2 separate regions of the Mus musculus genome follow, and region 1 is linked to region 2. A link is a loop called in an ENCODE intact Hi-C map of the cell type or tissue named here. Cell type or tissue: heart. All regions are shown on one strand. Links, peaks and the distances in the headings refer to the core of each region. The heading gives the core; the rest is flanking DNA.

What was found. Peaks named below come from ENCODE experiments on the same cell type or tissue, not always from the same donor. Only the 100,000 strongest peaks of a DNase experiment are listed, where the experiment ranks them.
Region 1: a loop joins it to region 2, with 2.4 times the contacts of the local background. A loop is called at or near these places in 3 of 42 quality-filtered maps.

The regions. Positions count from the first base shown.
Region 1 is chr6:124,700,195-124,709,491 of GRCm38, reverse strand. It overlaps Lpcat3 (lysophosphatidylcholine acyltransferase 3), which reads right to left. Exons shown (of 13, transcript NM_145130.2): 5 at 9,214-9,251; 6 at 8,641-8,819; 7 at 7,915-8,023; 8 at 7,170-7,256; 9 at 6,914-7,080; 10 at 6,339-6,486; 11 at 6,107-6,265; 12 at 5,865-5,997; 13 at 4,776-5,692. The coding sequence ends at 5,881. Emg1 (EMG1 N1-specific pseudouridine methyltransferase) reads left to right here. Exons shown (of 6, transcript NM_013536.2): 2 at 3,650-3,751; 3 at 3,836-3,977; 4 at 4,276-4,334; 5 at 4,404-4,553; 6 at 4,834-5,122. The coding sequence ends at 4,947. Among named protein-coding and RNA genes, the nearest start is that of Emg1, 7.3 kb to the left of the region's middle. In heart, for the core only: CTCF peaks have their summits at 6,585 (motif pointing left) and 7,845 (motif pointing left); DNase peaks (open chromatin) are centred at 6,601 and 9,041.
Region 2 is chr6:124,805,226-124,815,055 of GRCm38, reverse strand. It overlaps Spsb2 (splA/ryanodine receptor domain and SOCS box containing 2), which reads right to left and starts at 6,138. Exons shown (of 3, transcript NM_013539.2): 1 at 6,026-6,138; 2 at 5,087-5,829; 3 at 4,440-4,787. The coding sequence starts at 5,750. The coding sequence ends at 4,657. It overlaps Tpi1 (triosephosphate isomerase 1), which reads left to right and starts at 898. Exons shown (of 7, transcript NM_009415.3): 1 at 898-1,048; 2 at 2,143-2,266; 3 at 2,351-2,435; 4 at 2,520-2,652; 5 at 3,089-3,174; 6 at 3,452-3,539; 7 at 3,669-4,470. The coding sequence starts at 934. The coding sequence ends at 3,787. It overlaps Usp5 (ubiquitin specific peptidase 5 (isopeptidase T)), which reads left to right. Exons shown (of 20, transcript NM_001326594.1): 20 at 1-37. In heart, for the core only: a CTCF peak has its summit at 5,393; DNase peaks (open chromatin) are centred at 4,275, 4,735, 5,405, 6,135 and 4 weaker places; H3K4me3 peaks cover 3,536 bases; H3K27ac peaks cover 4,009 bases.

The sequences.
Region 1 (9,297 bases), core at 4,298-9,297, 110 kb after region 2:
CCATAAAATGTAAAGGAATGTATGTGTATGTGTACAGTTATACATGTATGTGTGTAATATATGAGTACACACATATATATGCATATGTCTGGCACCTTCTCAAGTGGAAACCTAAGGGTTCTTTGGAAAGTTGGTTGGGTGGTGTTTTGCTGGGACAAACAGTGAAGGAACATTTCCTAAAAGTGGACACAGGTGTGAAAGGCTAAGGCAGACTCAAAAAGGAATGTTTCCCTGAAGCAGACACAGGAGAGAGGACGTTCTGCTCATTATTGAGTATCTTGCTGATTTATTTTTCTGTCTGAGATGGGGTCTCACCCTGTACCTCATCCTGGCCTGACACTTGGTGGGCTCCTAAACACTGGGAGTACAGGTGTGGGCTCCCACATCCAACTCGTGGTGCCACTCCTTTTTTTTTTTTTTTTTTTTTTTTTTTTTAATCTCCAGACAGCCCTAGCTATTCTGGAACTTGCTTTGCAGACCAGGCTAGCTTCGAACCACCACAACCTGGTGCTGCTTCAGTTATTAGAGGTTAGCCCAAGGAACTGCTACGTCACGGACTGAGAAGATGGCTTAGTGGAGGGCTTACCGTGCGCTCCCACAAACATGAGGACCTGTGTTCTAGCCCCAGCACCTATGTAGGAAGCCCAGGCTGTGCTAGGCATGCTTTTAATCCCAGCACTGAGAGACAGGTGGGGAGGTAGATCTCTGAGTTTGAGGAAGGAAAGAAGGGAGGGGCCCAGCTCAGTTTGTAATCCCAGCATTGAAGAGACAGGTGAGTTTGTAGAGCTTGGCGGCCTGCCAGGTAGCTGAATTGGTGACCTCAGGTTCAATGAGGAACTCTTAGGTCAGAAAATAGAAGGTGATCGAGGAAGACGAGACAACAACCTCTGGCCTTCACATGTAAGCACATTGTACCTACACGCTCGCACACATACACACACACAGACTGATGTACGCACACATACACACACAGACTGATGTACGCACACATACACACACACAGACTGATGTACGCACACACACACACACACACAGACTGATGTCGGAGTACAGAGGTGACAGCGGAGTGATGCCACTTGGGTATTTCCTGTTCATCTATTAGGAACCATTTCTGTTCTTGAGTTTGTAGACTCAAGATTGTTTACTCTTTCTATGAAGACAGAGTATGAGATTTTGAACTTTCTCCTGTCTCTTTAGTAACTTCTAAGAACTGTTGAGAACTGCTGGCAATGGTTTCGTTCTGGTCATTCCAGTTTGTGGTTTCCGATCAGTGCACAGACTCAGGCTCCACAAACCATTCTCTCCGCTGCCCTCAGTGCAGCACTTGGATGGTTTCTGTTGTGGTTCTTTCCACATGCCAGCTCACAGCTGTGCCACTGCAGTTCCACAGGATCCGATGCCCACCTTTGACTTCCACAGGCGCCGGGCAGGCACATGATGCATATGTATCGTACAGGCTAAATACTCATCCGTGTAAAATTAGATACATCTTAAATTAAAAGCACAAAACCTCCACTTTTATCCTAATAATGGGTTGAAATCGGACCATTCCACGTTCATTCTCTTTTACATTTAAGAGTATCCAAAGGACTTAGTTTCTGACCATGTACTTTACTCTGACATTGGCTTGAAAATTTATCTTTACATATGTGTATGTGTGTGCAGGCCTGTTGTCTGGAGCTGAGTTTCGGGTGGTTGTGAACCACCAAGTGGGTGCTGGGACCTACATCTGGGCCTCTGCAAGAAAAACAAGCACAGTAAGGCTCCTAACCACGGAGCCGTCTCCAGCTCCTACTCTGACTCTTTTAAAAAAAGATTTATGTGGGGCTGGAGAAATGATGGCTTAGCAGTTAAGAGCACTGGCTGCTCTTCCAGAGGAACAGGTTCAATTCCTAATACCCACACGGTAGCTCACAACTGTAACTCCAGTTCCAGGGGGCCCAGGGTCCTCTTTTAGCCTCCTCTGGCACTATGCACATAGAGTGCAGACATACATGCAGGCACACATGCACATAAGATTACATGAATACAGACAGTATTTATTTGTAATTATCCATGTGTGTGTGTGTACCACATGCCTTTGAATGCTTGAGTTTTCAGGTTTCCCTGGAGATGGAGTTACAGGCCACCTGACATGGATGGTAGGAAATCAAATCCATGTCCTCTGTAAGAGTAATATTAATATCTCTTAACCACTGACATTTTTCAGGCCTCTGACATTGTTTGAACTATTTGGTTAATTCCAAAAATTACATCCCCAAATATTTTGAAATGTGTATTGTCACTTTGTCTCTAGACATAAAAAGTTCTAGTGAAGCTGGGCGGTGGTGGCGCACGGCTTTAATCCCAGCACTTGGGAGGTAGAGGCAGGCAGATTTCTGAGTTCGAGGCCAGCCTGGTCTACGCAGTGAGTTCCAGAACAGCCAGGGCTACACAGAAACCCTGTCTCAAAAACAAACAAACAAACAAACAAACAAGTTCTAGTGATACACAGACTTTAAAAACCCCTTGTTTGTGAGCTGGAGAGATGGCTCAGTGGTTCAGAGCACTGGCTGTTCTTCCAAAGTTCCTGAGTTCAATTCTCAGCAACCATATGGTGGCTCACAACCATCTGTAATGGGATCAAATACCCTCTTCTGGTGTGCCTAAAGAGAGCAAAGTGCACTCACATATATAAAATAAATCCTAAAAATAGTGTTTGCATATAACAATGTTTTTAGATTTACAAAAACCTTCCAGCGTACGTATGTTCAGTCACTGACAACCTGAGGTGGTAGAGGTGGTTTTTCTCTTACCATGTGCATTCTGGGATTGATGTCAGGTCAGGTTTGGGAACTAGTGCCTTTACCTACTGACCCACGTCAAAGGCCTTGTCCCAGGGTTCTTTTGTGTGGTATATGTGTGTATATACTTGGACATGTATGAAGGTCAGAGGACAGCTTGTTGGTTTCCTTCCTTTCGCCATGTGAGTCATGGGAATTGAACTCAGATCTTTGGGGTTGGTGGCAAGTACCTTTGTCTGCTGAGCTCTCTCTCTCTAGTCAGGTTGAGACCTGGTCTTACTGACCATTCTAATGTCCCTTGAGATTTGAGGTTGCAAATGAGTTATTTCTGAGTGCAGGCCCGAGCAGACCTCACTTGCTATTTATGGTGTTGCATTTTTCTGACACTAGATCTTTGGCTCTTTGCTTGTGCAGATTCTGGGTTACTCCCACTTTTCATATGCTCGTTTCGTAGTGCTGGGGATTGAAGTCAGGCCCTGCCAAGCCCTCTGCTGCTGAGCTGCAGTCCACCAGCTTTTTCTCAATGGTTTGCTATTGTCAGGTTTTGATTGAGGCAGCAGGGTCTTGCTGTATCCTAGACTGGCATGTTCCTCAGCATATACGTGCTGCTTTTGAGACTAGTCTTGTTCATGAACTCTTGTCTGATTCTAGAACTTAGGTGACCTTGAGTGATAGCCATAGGCCTTAAAAGCTTAATGTGGCATGACTTGTCTCCTTTATTGTGTGAGATAGTTATCCTGTGTGTGAATGTGGACATATGGCAATCCTCTGAAAAGCTTTCTAGCCCTACTTAGTCTTTCTGGCTTAGGTCTAGAGTGGGCTAGGTGATAGGATTCCCATTGCTCTCATCATGTTCTGTTCTGCAGGTAGGGAAAACTTACGAGCTACTCAACTGTGACAGGCACAAGTCCATGTTGTTGAAGAATGGACGGGACCCAGGGGAAGTCAGACCAGACATCACCCACCAGGTATCTGTGTGGGCAGAGCTAATGACCCTCTGAGCGAATGCTGTTTCTCAGGCTTCACCACGCCTTTCCCTCTTCCTTTCTCAGAGCCTGCTGATGCTTATGGACAGCCCCCTGAACCGAGCTGGCTTGCTACAGGTTTACATCCACACACAGAAGAACGTGCTGATTGAAGTGAACCCCCAGACTCGAATTCCTAGAACCTTTGACCGATTTTGTGGCCTCATGGGTGAGAAGCCTTAGGACTAAAGTTCTGACTGAACTGGCAAAGTAAAGAGAGGAGACAGGAGAATCACACACCCATTCCTTCAGTGGGGAGTGACTGGCAGGACGGAGTCCAGGGAAGTTCAGCCCCCTGCTCTCTGAAGTCTCTCTGAGGGTAAAGCTGTCTGAGCTTGTCATCGGTATTAGTGAAATCCATAACTGTTGTGTGACGTAAAGGACACATAGCCCAGTTTCCCCAGGCTGTGTAGCTTAGGCGGAAGAGTGTCGGCTCTTCCCACGTCTGAACTCTCTTTCCCCCCCAGTTCAGCTTTTACACAAACTGAGCGTCCGAGCAGCCGACGGCCCTCAGAAGCTATTGAAGGTAAGCCGGAGAAACCTTTTGGTAAGGTTCTGGGCCAGTTCTGGCGCTGACTCTTCTTTTTGTCTTTAGGTAATTAAGAATCCAGTGTCCGACCACTTCCCAGTTGGCTGTATGAAAATTGGCACTTCCTTTTCTGTTGAAGACATCAGTGACATTCGAGAGTTGGTGCCCAGTAGTGACCCAGTTGTGTTTGTGGTGGGGGCCTTTGCCCATGGCAAGGTACAGTCTGGGCTGTGTACTTAGGTTCTTCCTGGAGCTGAAGCTCAGTGCAGGGTTCCAGGAGCAGTTGGCATTTTAAGAATCCCCGTTCTTACAAATGGGGTAAGACAGGCGGTAGCTGCAGTCCTGGCCCAGCCTTCACTTTGAGGGCTCACCTGTTTCTCACACAGAGAGCTAAGATGGCCAGCTCTGTAAAGTTTGATAGGAACCACACTGCTGTTGAGACATAGCGCCCCTATGCTTTTCTACCCTGAACCTGACCAGCTCTGTCTCTCCTCAGGTCAGTGTGGAGTACACAGAAAAGATGGTGTCCATCAGCAACTATCCACTCTCTGCTGCGCTTACCTGTGCTAAAGTCACCACAGCTTTTGAAGAAGTATGGGGTGTCATTTGAGCCCAGCAGGGCCTGGTTCTCAGACAGGAAGGACTCTTGGCAGTTTGTCTTTTGGCTCCTAAGATCTGCTGGAAGATAATCTTCTGTACCAAGACTGCAGAGTGGGGAGACAACACTGTATAGTTGTTTTTTGTTTTTCCTATAAAGAGTTTTATTTCGTTTTTTTTCTTTTTCAGACCTGATTGTTTTGAGGGTTCTTAAACTTAGCAGTACATGGTAGTGTAAACTGTTCCCCTTAGATTCTGGTGTTCCAGATTTTGACAGTAGGCGTTCCTGATTTCCTAGATTTCTGTGGCTCTCAATGAGAGACCATGATGACCTTTAGCAAGCATGGAGAATTATGTATGAAAGAAAGCAGTCTGGGATGCTAGCAGTGAAAAACTGAACAAACAGAAGTGATTTTATCTGGTATAGTTCCAAGATAGAAAAAGTGGAGCAGGCAGGGCCTTGTACCCTTCCCTCCCCCCATGGGGGGGGTGGCGGTATCGGCACATATACAATCGTAGTAGATTGGCAGAAGAGAAACAACAGATTCCTGGCTAGAGGGGAGAGATAAGGCAACGTGCATGGGGGAGTCCAAAGGGGGTGCAGCCCCTCTGCTCCTCCCACAAGAGCTTCCCCTTTGGCTGTCGCAGAGGCACAGCTGGGAGTGCTGTGACTTCCAGCTCCTGGCGTCTCTGCTGGGGTGAGGAGTGCTGTGAGAAGGGAGACAAGTAGTTTCTGCACCAGTCCAGCTCTCGGCCACCTGCAGGGCAAGGCGTGTGCTCAGAAGGCTGCCAGAGTGACCCCAGGCCCTTCTAGCAAGGCAGAACCTACAGTGTCCCCCTTGGGGACAAGCTGCACTGAAGTCCACCTCAGTTTCCAGTGGCATTTCTAGTCTGGTTCTAGCCTGCCTGTAGCCTGCAGACTTTACTTACCAGGGAAAGACAGAGATCATTCCCTCTTTTTTAACTTTTCTTTTCTTGGCACCATTGCTTTGTGGATATAAGGCAATATGAATAGTAGGCTCAAGAAGAAGACATGTCCAAGGAAATAGATGGATCTGTACACCTGCGGGGAGACAGAAACCACTGAAATAGATGTGAGGTGTGGGTTGTCCCTTGCTACTTGAGGTTTTAGTGACACCCCCACCCCCCTCAGCCTTACAGGTCTTCACTACCTTAAGCCATTTGTCCCATGTGAAGAGGCAGAAGGCAGTCATAGAGTAACCCATGAACAGCCAGTGGATGGTCTGTTGCACCAAGTAGTAGAAGGGCTGTAGGGCAGTGATGGAGGCCAGGCTGCTCAGGGCAGGGCTGTCCCGAATTAGACTGCTGACCTGGGGTGGAAAGAGAGAGGTCACGGTCCCCGTCTTCCTCCCTATCCGTTTTCCTCCCACCCTCGAGTCCTACCTGCTTTTCCACGATAACAATGAGGAATTCCATCTGGAAGCAAATCAGGTATCCTGAGTGTAGGCCATGCCAGAGGGCCAAGAACAGCAAGGAGAGACCTTGTGAGAGCTCTTTATTTCCAAGGAACTTGAGGCGTTTGAAGATGTAACTAGAGAAGAGGGTGGGGTAAGGATGAAGCTCAGACTTGACTCCTGCATCTGGGTCTGCCCTGAGGAGTAGAGTGCTGACTGGCTCCCACTTGTGGCCACTGAGGGTACATCAGACACAACACAGACTATGGGCTTAGGTGGGTACATGAGGACTGGCCGCTTGCTTCAGCAGGTACAGCTGAGTCCTGAGGGTCTGGCACCAACGCTGCTATGGTTCTCAGGCTGCTTAGACCCAGTGATGGGACACTATAAACAGCACGCAAGGAAGGACAGGATGAGCTACTTCCACAGAGTTGGTTGATTTTTTGGGGGGTGGTGGCCTTAGAACAAAAGCTTAGAGTGTTAAGTAGGACATGGACAGAAGTGACAACACCCCTACCCTCAGTGTAGTGTGGGAGGAGCCTGGGCTCAGGCCTCAATACTTACCGGGCTACCCAGGCATTGGTATTGATGTTGAAAGAGGCGATGGTGCCATTGAAGCGAGGGGTGGTTTCAAAGAGCCACACTTTCATGTTGGCACAGGCATCCCATCTCACGGTCCCATTTTCATCGAAGCCATTAAAGCCCAGGCCCGACAGAATGCACACTCCTTCCTGAAGGGAAGGATGGTTAGGGCTCTCGCCACTCGCCGCCTCCAAGCCTCCCCTTTTCTCAGCTTGTCTAAATGTGACATACTACTTACTGTGACCAGCCAGCAGGTGACGTATTTGTACAGCACAAATTTGCCCCAGATCAGCATGTACATGCAGCGGAACCAGAAAGGGCGGTTCTTGAAGAAGAGAACACAGGAACATTAGGGAAGGTACGGGCATGGCACAGTCCCCTAGATATCTTCAAACTGGCGGATGGCTCCTCCACTCCTATCAGTTCTGATGTCACGTGTGCCACGGCAGCCTAGCCCCCACCTGCCTGTAACCAGCCAAGAGGTGCCAATATGCATCCACCTCCTCTGCACGGCCTAGGCGTTTGTTGTCAGCAGAGGGGCCTTGCAGAGCCAGCCGCACAGTCTGGAATGCAGAGAAATCTACCCAGAATGACGGGGAGCTCCTGTGAGCTTTTCAGGGGAAGTGGCAAAAGCCAGCTTTCCTCTCGAAGCACCACCTCTGGACAAGCCCCTAAGTCTGTCAATTTAAGAAAAAAGCCACCTGATGCAGCACTCCAAGTCACAACACTAAGGGAGAGCTTCTTGAGCTTATTTGGGGGGGGGGGGGAGAGGGAGGGCAAGGCGTGCAAAAGTACACCTGGAGCTCCCCCCCCCCCATGCCCAAGGTTTGTCCATGCAGGTTTTAGCCTGGGTGGCACCAACTCTCACAGACTAGCAAAACCCCACACACATCTGAGATGGCGCTTGTCTGCCATCTACAGGGCTCTCTGCTTATCCCTTTGTGTGAGGCAGTAGTCACATTCCTGTGCTGACAGACACTCACATCATAGTCTTCTGTGAGGAGATAGTCGTCTGTGATGTGGGGGCTCAGCAGGGTGTAGCCCACCAGGTAGACAAGGCCCAGACTCAGGCGCTTGAGAGCAGGTATGGTGCTGGAAAGGAACAAGTGGGGTCACAGACAGCAGAGCATCGCCCTTCACCCTCTGACCTGTAGTCACGGAAAGGAGCATGTCAGGGTGTGGCGACGGCTGCGGGCTGTTTCCCAGAGAGACAGCTTTCTCTGCTTGGCTATTCGAAAACCCCAGTTACAGGAGAGGGCAGGAGGGAGCAGTGTGCAGGAGGCTTTAACCCTCAGAGCTACTGAGCCCAGAACTTGTCAGTGGTAAGGCTAACAACCATGTGCAGAACAACCAGCAATCTCAATTCGCGCTGGCACACAGGAGGACAGGTTCCCAGTGAAGGCATTCCAGCGGCGTTTGCATTATCTCTTAAGTATATATTTCTGTGTACATTTTTGTATATTGAACAGGGTCTCCCTCTATGAGGAAGCTTTGAAGGGAGGAGCATAACTTGTGGGCAAAACATGTGTGCTTTAGGGTCAGCTTGAACGGCTGGGGCAGACATTGTCCATGTGACACTGTGACAATCGGGCCACTGTGCTAGGGCTGACCTTTAGGAGAGTCACTTTAGAGTGATTGTACTAGGTAGAATCCCTACATGGAGGTCTTGACAAGGGGGGGCGCGGGGGGAGGGAGGGCGGTGTGATTACCTGTTTGGCATCTTCCCTGGTATGTCAGTCAGCTGTCCCCGCACCAGCTTCATGTAGTGGTTCATTGAAAATTGGGGCCCTACCAAGAAGGCTCCATAGAAGTAGGAGAAGCCAGCAACTTCCAGCAATGAAGGGACACCCCGTATGGCATATTTCTGTTGCTCAGAGGTCAAGGAATTCTATGCCAAGAATAGAATGTACGGCTCAGGATAGCCTTGAATTTTACCCCAGAGGCATTCCCTCTGAGCATTCCAATCTGTGCCCCACTGCCTGGAGCTCTTTAGTGTGGGATGGGAGGTAGAAGGTTGCTTCATGGGAAAATGTGTGGGGTAGCTTAGCCAACAGCTGCCTGTGGCTGTGGTGACAAATGCCTTGCTGGCACTCATCTCTGGACTTTGTGCAAGAGCTGGAGCCTGGACAAGTTACCCTGGCTCGGCCCTGCCCAGCTGGAAGACAGCTCATAGGCTAGGGAATGAGGCAGAGGCTCTGCCCTGGTGGGGATCGGTCTTGGTAAGAGCAGCCCTTCCCCTTCCCGCTGGTTAGTCCCTATCCTCTGACAGCGTGGACACTTACCCCGTCTTTGCCTCCATCGTAGTAGTCAATACACAGCCCTGAGCAAAGAGAGAAGGGGAGGGGAGGGCAGACATGAGGGCGTGC
Region 2 (9,830 bases), core at 2,358-7,357:
CCAAAATACATGATGTGAATAAAAGTACGGGGGCTGACTGGTTTCAGTTCTTTGGGGGAGACTTACTAGTTCTGGGGAGGATTACTGGAAGGGGAAGGTTTAGAGAGGCCCAACTGGGGTCCTTTGCCGTCCCCCCCCCCCAGGCAATTTCCTTTTCTCTAGCTCTAGAAATGCTCAGAAAACTGAGGTGGGGGGATGGGAAATAAAGGGAAAATTCAGAAGCGAGGCTGCATCACCCCCCCCCCCCCAACTGACCATGCACTTGGTCTAGCCCCACTGTTGCTGGGCAAATGAAGGACCTAGGGCAGGGTGGGCAGTCCACACTGACTGATATCAGCTGACTCCTTTACACGGCTGCAGCCAGCCTGCCTCCCTCCCTGCCCCCCACACACTAGTGTCCCACTCTGCTCCATTTGGCCAAGGTCTGACAACTGCAAGGACCCCGTAATCACCAGCGACGTTGGTGACACACTTGGCCCCCTTCCTTGTGATTACTGGAAGGGCTCCTCAACCGTGACTTTGCTTTATGCTATGAGGGAATGGGGCGCTTTCGGAGTTGGAAAGGTGCCCTCAACCCCAGGGTCCAAGGCCCTGCTGCTGTCACCTCCACAGGAAATGCCCCTTGGTCTTCTGAAATCCCAAAAAGTTTGTTTCCCTGAGCGCGAGGTTCAACATCTCAACTGTCGAGCCACTGAGGCAGGACGTTTGAGCCCCCTGAACCCTCTAGAACATTGATTGCTCTAGAACGCCAGAACGTCGAAACACCGGGAGGTGGAGAGGCAGATGGAGGGGAAGGCGGAGCAGCAAGGGGCCGGGCTAACCATGGCGGAGGGCGGGGAGAAGGAGGAGTTCTGCTTCACAGCCATCTATATAAGTGGCCAGTGGAGAGAGCCGTGCGTTTGTACTGACCTTCAGAGACTTGAGCCTGGTACAATGGCGCCTACCAGGAAGTTCTTCGTTGGGGGCAACTGGAAGATGAACGGGAGGAAGAAGTGCCTGGGAGAACTCATCTGCACCCTGAACGCAGCCAACGTGCCGGCAGGCACCGGTGAGCTCTCTGTTTAGCAGGGGCGGCGGGACGTGGGGGTGGAGGGTCGGGCGTGGCACCACCTGCTCAGTGTCTGAGTGGACCTGGATGGTGGCCTGGGGACAAGAGCCATTTGGTGTCCCGGCAGCAGAGACTTGCTGAAGAGGAAAAGCATTTAAATGCTGCACTGGGTTTGTGGGGCCCGAAAGGGGTTCTTGGGGTTGGGGGCAGGGTGCAAAGAAGATCGCCCTTGGGAGTGGACCGGAGCTGCACCAGTTAGGGGTTAGGGTCGAGAAGAAGAACCAGTGTCGGGTTGGATAAGCAAGTGGCACGTGTCCCCCAGATTGTGAGGGAGGAAGCTGAGCTTGCGCGGGCTCTCAGCTACCTGCCCCCTCGGCCTCTGGCTCCGTGCGTCTCTGCACGTAGCCCGAAACTCCTCCCCGCGCCGTCGTATGCTTAGGCCTCTGAGCTGGGGGCTTCCACATCCCTATCCTTCACAGCATGGGCCACTCCTGCCTTCCACCTTAGGCCCCTAGCAGATGCCAAACATGCTGAGCCGTTGGGGAATTAAAAAAAAAAAAAATTCAGCTCTTCTCAGACTGGAAATAGGAAAACACAAGGTCTCTGTGGGCTAGTCAGTTCCCTGCTGCTCACGACACTACCCCTCCATCCTTCCCGCTTCTACCCACCTAAATCGGGGAACCTGGAGAATGGCCAAAGGGTATTCTCTCTGATCATCCATTTCCCGAAGAGCCCAATACAAACTCCCGCGGTGGACCTCTTATGCTAAAAAATCCTTCCCGGGATGGGTATGTGGGATGGGCTATTTTAGAAAGGGGTTACCCCTGGAGAATGCTGAGTCGAGGAGATGCCCATTCCCAGAATAGCCTGAGGAAATTAGAGCCACAGCTGTTAAAAGAGCAGAGGGCAGGGTAAGGGCCGTGGCCTATCAGAGGCATTGGGAAGGCTCTGGTATTGCTACAGGCCTAGCCTGGGCTCTGTAGTGGACAAAGGTCAACTTTCTGGACTGAAAAACGAAGGAAAGTAGAACCAAGAAAGTGAATGCAAGACCGGGAGCCTGAAGAGTGAGGGGCTTTCTCTGATCTCGTCCTCAGAGGTGGTTTGTGCACCGCCCACCGCTTACATCGACTTTGCCAGACAGAAGCTGGATCCCAAAATTGCTGTGGCCGCACAGAACTGCTACAAAGTGACCAATGGGGCCTTCACTGGGGAAATCAGGTGAGATGGAGGCAGAGAGGGATGTAGAGGGAAAACCTTCCTCGTGAGGGCTTCTTGCCGAACTTTGGTGTGTGTTTGTTTTAGCCCTGGCATGATCAAAGACTTAGGAGCCACCTGGGTCGTGCTGGGGCACTCAGAAAGAAGACATGTCTTTGGAGAATCAGATGAGGTCAGTAAACAGGAGGGGAGATAGGGGATGCTTTGATCCTGGGGGAGAGGGTATCTTACCTACCTAGCATTTGTTCTTCAACAGCTGATTGGCCAGAAAGTGAGCCACGCCCTAGCAGAGGGACTCGGGGTGATCGCCTGCATCGGGGAGAAGCTAGACGAAAGGGAAGCCGGCATCACCGAGAAGGTCGTGTTCGAGCAAACCAAGGTCATCGCAGGTATCTCTGCAGACACGGCTCTCTGAGTCTAGCAAAGGCCACAGGGATGGAGGCGGGAGGTCAAAGGTCCCACAGCCTGCCTGAGTCATACTGACCCCGGGGAAAGAGGGCGACCTGAATGGTTCTTGTCACTGTTCCTACAGAAGGCTCAAACCCCACCTTCAAAAGCTAGCAGGGTCTGTGGGTAAAGCCTGAGGCCCTGAGTTTGAGTCCTCCAAAGACAGCCACGTGGTAGGAAAGATCCAGCTTCTACAAGTTGTCCTCTGCCCTCATATGTGTGCTATAGCTTGTACACACGCACGCGCACACACGCACGCACAAGTTGTTTCTAAAAGGGGGAAGGAGAAGCCCACCAGGGGCTGTAGGCCATAACTGTTATAACAGGAGAGCTTGGCGGGTCAGCTCCTTCCTACTCACTCTCCTCTCTGCCCCACAGATAATGTGAAAGACTGGAGCAAGGTGGTCCTGGCCTATGAACCTGTGTGGGCCATTGGGACTGGCAAGACGGCAACCCCTCAGCAGGTAACTACCCAGAGCTCCTCAGCCTGTCCGGCTTTAACAGACTCACACAGCTATGGAGCCCATCCAAGCCCCTTTAGAGACAGAGGGCCCCCAAACTCACCAAGGAGAGTGACTTTGCCAAAAATGTTCATTCCAAGCCTGGTGGGATTGGAGCCTTGCCACTCTCTGGTCCCGGGGCTTTTCTGGAAACTCAACTCTATGTGAGAACCAGTGGTTTTTACTCCTTGAATGATAGATAGGAAGGAGCTTACTTAGTAGCTCTGCCTCCTCCTTCTAGGCACAGGAAGTACACGAGAAGCTCCGGGGATGGCTGAAATCCAATGTCAATGATGGGGTGGCTCAGAGCACCCGGATCATTTATGGAGGTGAGTGGCTTTGGCTCTAGCTAAGACGGAAATGGGCTAAGACAGACTGAGGCTGCCTTGCACAGAGAGGTGGGGCTTAAGTGTTCTGATCATAGACCTGACCAAACTGTCTTCTTGTTCCTGGTACAGGTTCTGTGACTGGAGCAACCTGCAAAGAGCTGGCAAGCCAGCCTGACGTGGACGGCTTCCTTGTGGGTGGCGCATCTCTCAAGCCTGAATTTGTGGACATCATCAATGCCAAACAATGAGCACTGCCCATCCCTCTACCTGCCTGCATAGCATGGACTAGGTTGCCCAGAAGTTTAGTAACTGCTCCCACCGGTCACATGCTTCTGATGACATCATCTGCCCCATCTTGTGGCCTAATCCACGCTGTACCCTCCTGAGCCGTTTCCACCGCCCTATTATGGTTGGGACCAGGCCAATCCCTTTACCACTTACAGTGGGTAGAATCAACTGTCACCAAGGTGGCTCCTAGTGAGGGGAGGGAGTAGAACTGACTGTCCCTTTGGGCCCTGACAAGTGAAATCACCTTCCATTGGTTTGGGCTGGAAACTCATGGTTGGAGCACAGGAAGTGGGCTTCGTGTCACTTTGGCCTGTCACTTAGATGGCCTTGGCTCTAGCTTCACTCCCAAGTTCTACTGGATGTCTGATGCAGAAATTCAGAGCTTTCGGGTCTGAATTCGGTATACATGAGACCCTAAGAGGCCTGGGATAGTCCCCTCCCCCACGGTGCCAAAGCCCCTGTATTGTGTTTGTGAACCATCCTACATGTAAGGGAAATAAACACCTGGGCCTGAGCTTTGTGGGTTGTCATAATTCCTTAAGACAGTGATGGGGCTCTAGCCTGGGGTGGGGGAGTGTAAAACAAAACAAAAAACAATAATGAAACAGGTTGTGACAATACATCTCATTTTTTACTTCAAAAACCTCTTTGTCCCAGGCTGCCATGGTGTTTAATATCATTTCTATATGTCTTGCTCCTGTGAGAAGGGGAGGTGAAGGGGTCCAGCCCCCCCCCCCCAGCTTCACCAGCTTTTTAAAGTTGTCTAGGCCAGCGGGTGCCTCTCCACCTGTCCCCACGGTAGGGTGCCAGCACACCCTGTACTACTGGGTCATTTGTAGAGCAGATAGCGCTTCATGGCAGGGGGCAAAGGCAGAGTGGATATTTGACCCAGCCGGGTGTCCCCCAGAGCATGGCGCACACACAGGCGGCTCAGGTGCAGAAGGGATTGTGGTTCCTCCACTGCGGAGAGAGAAGGAAGACAAGGTAAGTAAGCAACTCCAGGCATCCTTGAACTTGAGATCCTGCTCAGGCACCCTTCCTTCTTCCTCCATTTCCACCGCCACCTCAGCTGAGGGAGACCCAAAGGCTCTGAATTTGTGCATCACATCCAATAGGGATTGGGAGTGAAGCTAGATCCAAGGCCATCTAAGTGACAGGCCAAAGTGACAAGAAGCCTACTTCCTGTGCTCCAACCATGAGTTTCCAGCCCAAACCATTGCCAAGAGTAGTGATCTCCCCACACCTAGTCCGTATCTCACCTCTTCTTTCGCCCATGTAGCGGATGCGGACCTGGCACTGGCCCCAAACAGCACTTACAGAGGGATAGAGGGTCCTCCCCTTCAGTCCACGGAAGGCTGGTCCCAGGTACGTGCCCCCAATAGAGTAGCCAAGAGTCCCCTCCTCCATGTCCAGAACCACCAGCAGTCTCTCTGGCACCACTAGCTGCTCACCCTGAGGTCCAGCTGGATACTGGGGGGCCTCGAGGCCCTTACTCTGATGATACAATTTTCCCCGCCCAATATCCCAGCCCCAGGACTCGCTGTTGCTGCCCAAAAGCGCCGCATAGTGGTCAGCCTGCAGCGGGGCGAGGGCGGTGGCCACGCCCACCACGGCGTGTGTGCCCCTTTGCTCCAGGGGCCAGCTGATCTCCCAGGCGTGCAGACCTCTCGAATAGCCCCGTTTCCCCCGGACTCCATCAGTGCTCTGGGCCACAGGGCGCCGCTCAAAGCACAGACCCCCTTCCTTGACATCGATGTTCTCGGAGCAATCCTTGGGGTTCCAGCCGTGGTGCCGTTGGGCAACCAGGTCAGGAGGGGGAGCAGACAGGAGCTCCTCCAAGCCCTCGGGAGGAGAGAAGTCCGAGTACAGAGCCTGCGAGGTAGGGGTGCTGCTGCTGCCCCTTGCCAGGGCCGTCTGGCCCATGAGGAGAGCCGCTGAAGAACTTCTCAAAACAGGCTTGCTGGGGCGTCTCGCTTTTGAAAGTTGAGCTCCGGATCGTCCCCTGGAGTGGTGTGGAGACAGAAAGGACTGTTAGGCGCATCATCTTTCCCTAGGACTCCCATCCGTTCACCGGTGTATGCCAACCAGCCTGGTCTTCCCTTGGTCCCCTAACCATCCCAGGTCTATCACTCTGCTTTCACCCTATCTGTGTCGCGCCCCCCAAGTTTCTCAGGAGCTCTCTCTCCCTCAGACCTTACCGTGAACCGTCCCCTTGCTGGCTCTAACGCCGGGCCCCTACCCCGCACCTCACTGTCCCCCTAGCTCGCAGAGACCTCTGTGGAAGTACAGATAGGGAAGGCTAGAAGCGCCCCTGACCAGCCACTGCTTCCGGCTCCAGCGGGGCTGCGGACGCCCGCCCGCGCTCCGCCCCTGGGCTCTGTGGACGATTAACCCTATCGTCACCTCCCAGACCACGGCGGCCACACCACTTACCGCCTTGAGAACCCACCGGCTACAAAGAATCCAGGCAAAAAATAAGTGACGACTCCAGACGTGGACAAGCGCGCATGCTTTGTGGAGCACACTCTTTGAGTGGGTAACCTCTTGTCCCTCCCAGGACTCCCTGGCGTCAGACTCTTCAGCAGTTTATTTTTCCAAAGCCACCTGACAGCTGCGTGCCCCACCCTCCCCCCCATCCCAGACTAGAATTAACCCTTTGATGACGTCATCGCCTTGGATTCTGTGTGTGTGTGTGTGTGTGTGTGTGTGTGTGTGTGTGTGTAGACTTCTCCACTGGAGACCTTTGCTCTCTCTGCCTGAGCTAGTCATTCCTGAGGCCCTAAGATCAGTAAGCGGCCTTGACACCCTTCCTGAACTCCTGCTCCTGTGTTCAGGAGAATGTAGGGATTGAGACTACTGTCCCCTGCGGCTCCCTAGGTTGCTGAAGCCTTAGTCCTTCATCCTCCTGCTTCAGCCTCCTGAGTAATGGAACTACGAGTGGGCACGCTGTCTGGTGGATGTGTGCTTTAAGGGTTAGTTTTGAGTGTCGTTTGATCATTAGCTACATTATCATGGAGAGGTTGCTGTTGAAGTTTGACCTCCTCGAAAGCCTCTTGATAACAGTTCAAAAATCCCAAAGTGGCTGGGCAGTGGTGGTGCAACACCTATAATCCCAGCACTTGGGAGGCAGAGGCAGGCGGATCTCTGAGTTCAAGGCTAGCCTAGTCTACAGAGTGAATCTATGCCAGGGCTAGACAGAGAAACCTTATCCCAAAAAAATCCCATAATGCCACCGTGTGTGTGTGTGTGTGTGTGTGTGTGTGTGTGTGTGTGTGTGAGAGAGAGAGAGAGAGAGAGAGAGAGAGAGAGACTGTAACCTCTGCTGGCCTAGAACTCCCTATGTAGACCACGTTGAACTCAAACTCACACTGATCAGCCTGCCTCTGCCTCCTGAGTGTTGGCATTAAAGGTGTGTACCCTGTGCCCAGCCTAATTTTAACCTTGTTGTTGTTGTAGTTATTGTTGTTTGGATGGCTTTGAAATAGTCTCTTGTAGCCCATCCTAGGACAGGACGGGCTCTGTAGCCAAGAGCTGGTCTTGAATCCCTGTTTCTCTTAGCTCTGCTTTCAGATGCTAGGATTCTAAGGGTATGATTCATACCCGGCTAATTTTAACTTAATTCTGATGTGAGGCTGCTGAAATGGCTCAGCAGTTAAGAGCACGGCTGCTCTTGCAGAGGACCCAGTTCAGGTTCCCACTCCCAAGTGGAAGCTCACAAATGTGCATAAGTTCCAGTTCCAGGGAGGTTGGGTGTCTTCTGAACTGAATGTGGCATACAAACTGTGCTGTGTAGCCTTGTGTCAGCTTGACCCAGAACCTAGAGTTATCTGAAAGGAACGAACCTTAATTGAGAAAATGCCAGTTGGACATGGTGCTGCACGCCTTTAATCCCAGCACTCAGGAGGCAGAGGCAGGTGGATTTCTGAGTTCGAGGCCAGCCTGGTCTACAGAGTGAGTTCCAGGACAGCCAGGATTATACAGAGAAACCCTGTCTCAAACAAAAACAAAAACAAAAACAAAAACAAAAACAAAGAAAGAAAGAAAGAAAGAAAGAAAGAAAGAAAGAAAATGCCTTATAGCCAGATCTAGTGGTGGCATTTTCTTGAGACAGGGTTTCTCTGTATAGCCCTGGCTGTCCTGGAACTCACTCTGTAGACCAGGCTGACCTCAAACTCAGAAATCCACCTGCCTCTGCCTCCTGAGTGCTGGGATTAAAGGCCTGCGTCACCACTCCTGGCTTAGGCATTTTCTTAATTAGTTATTGATGTGAGGTTGGGGGTGGGGCACGGGGGAGCCCATTGTGGTGGTGCCATCCCTGGGCAAGGTGGTCCTGGATTCTATAAGAAAGCAGGCTGAGCAAGCCATGGTTGTATATATTTAAATCCCACACTATTAGCCCTAATAAGCCAGCTTTTCTTCCAGATTGATTTTTTTCCCCTTTTGGTTGTTTTTCAAGATAGGGTTTCTCTGTGTTAGCCCTGGCTGTCCTGAAACTTGCTCTGTAGACCAGGCTGGCCTCGAACTCATATATCCGCCTTCCTCTGCCTTCCGAGTGCTAGACCCAGCTTCTTCCAGATTCCAGATGGTTGGGCTGCCTTTGATTGGGTCCTGTTGTAAAGAGACAAGGTACCTTAGTGTGATGCATCCTAACTGAAAAAAAAAACAAAACAGATCTAAGCCACACAGAGAAAGTCCGCACTGGGCTCACTGGAACCCCAGTTCAGTTTCCATCTGACAAGCTGGCCACACTGCCCTATTTAACCAGACCCCTGTTGAGTTCGTGTGCAATATGTCTGTTATAAAACTCAACCTTTTATTCTCAGAATAGACTATTCCAGTTTTTACAGACTTATACGGAAGGTTTAGATTCAGTTAGCTTCAGCCTCGCCAGAACTAAAGCGCTAGTAAAAATGGGGTGGTGTGGAGGGGAGACTAGAACACCTGCTGAGAGACTTCTTTATAGGACAGAGAAGCTGCACCGGCGACATTGCAGCAATATGGTTGCCTAAACAAGGCCTGAGCAGTGACACCACCAGGTGACGCCAAGGAGGAGGCGGAAAATCATACAAGGCCCCGCCCCTAGATGAAGAGCTGCAGGCAGTTAATGGCTGCTGAGAGAGAATCAATGTTCCTCAGGGAGGAGCCCTCTTACTTGGACTTTCCAACACCACAGTGCTCAGTCCTAAAACCATATTCATTGGAGCAACACTGAATTAACTCAGCAGGTTGCGTTTATATGCTTATACATATTAACAATTAAAAACAAGTAGTATTATATAATGTGTAACGCAAACCAGAAACGATCAAATCTGAAAAGGAAGCCTATTTTCCAAACTCACCAATAAGGATGAAATGGCAACTGGGCTGAGGTTGAGAAACTTGGATTACTGGTCGCCCATAGGCCCCGCCTCCGGCCCCGCCCCCACACCCTTGGAGCTAGTCCCGTAACCAAGGCAACGAACGCACTAGCTGGGTCGGGTGGGGAAGCTGACTCATGCAGGCTGACGGTCACGCGTGGGCTCATAGTGTGCGCTGCGGCAGCCTGGGCATCTCGCATGCCCCACCGCGACTGTGTAGCTGCTGAATCCTCAGCCAGTCCTAGTGGTCCGCCACTCGGGGCCTTCCCCTCGCAGTTTGTGCTTCGGGCGTTAACACTAAGGTCTGGAATGTTCCACCAGAGGAAACCTGGATCTAAGACTGGGAGAGGCGGGGTGGGGTTGGGGGTGGGAACTTGAAAGCCTGTGAATAAGAGGAGCAGCCCTAGGTCGGGCTAGAAAAGACCTTTTGGAGGAAAGCTGACCAAGGAAAGCCTGAGGGGAAAGCAAGAGTTACGGGAAGCCTGGTGTGGTGACTCACGCCTGTAATCTTAGCTATTTAGGGAGGACGATGGAGTCAGCCTGGGCTATATACCCTAGCTAAAAACAAAACAGAACCACACTGGGAAGTTTTTATTTACTGCAAGCCGTAAGAAGGCTTGGATGCAGGGAGAACACAATCTGGACC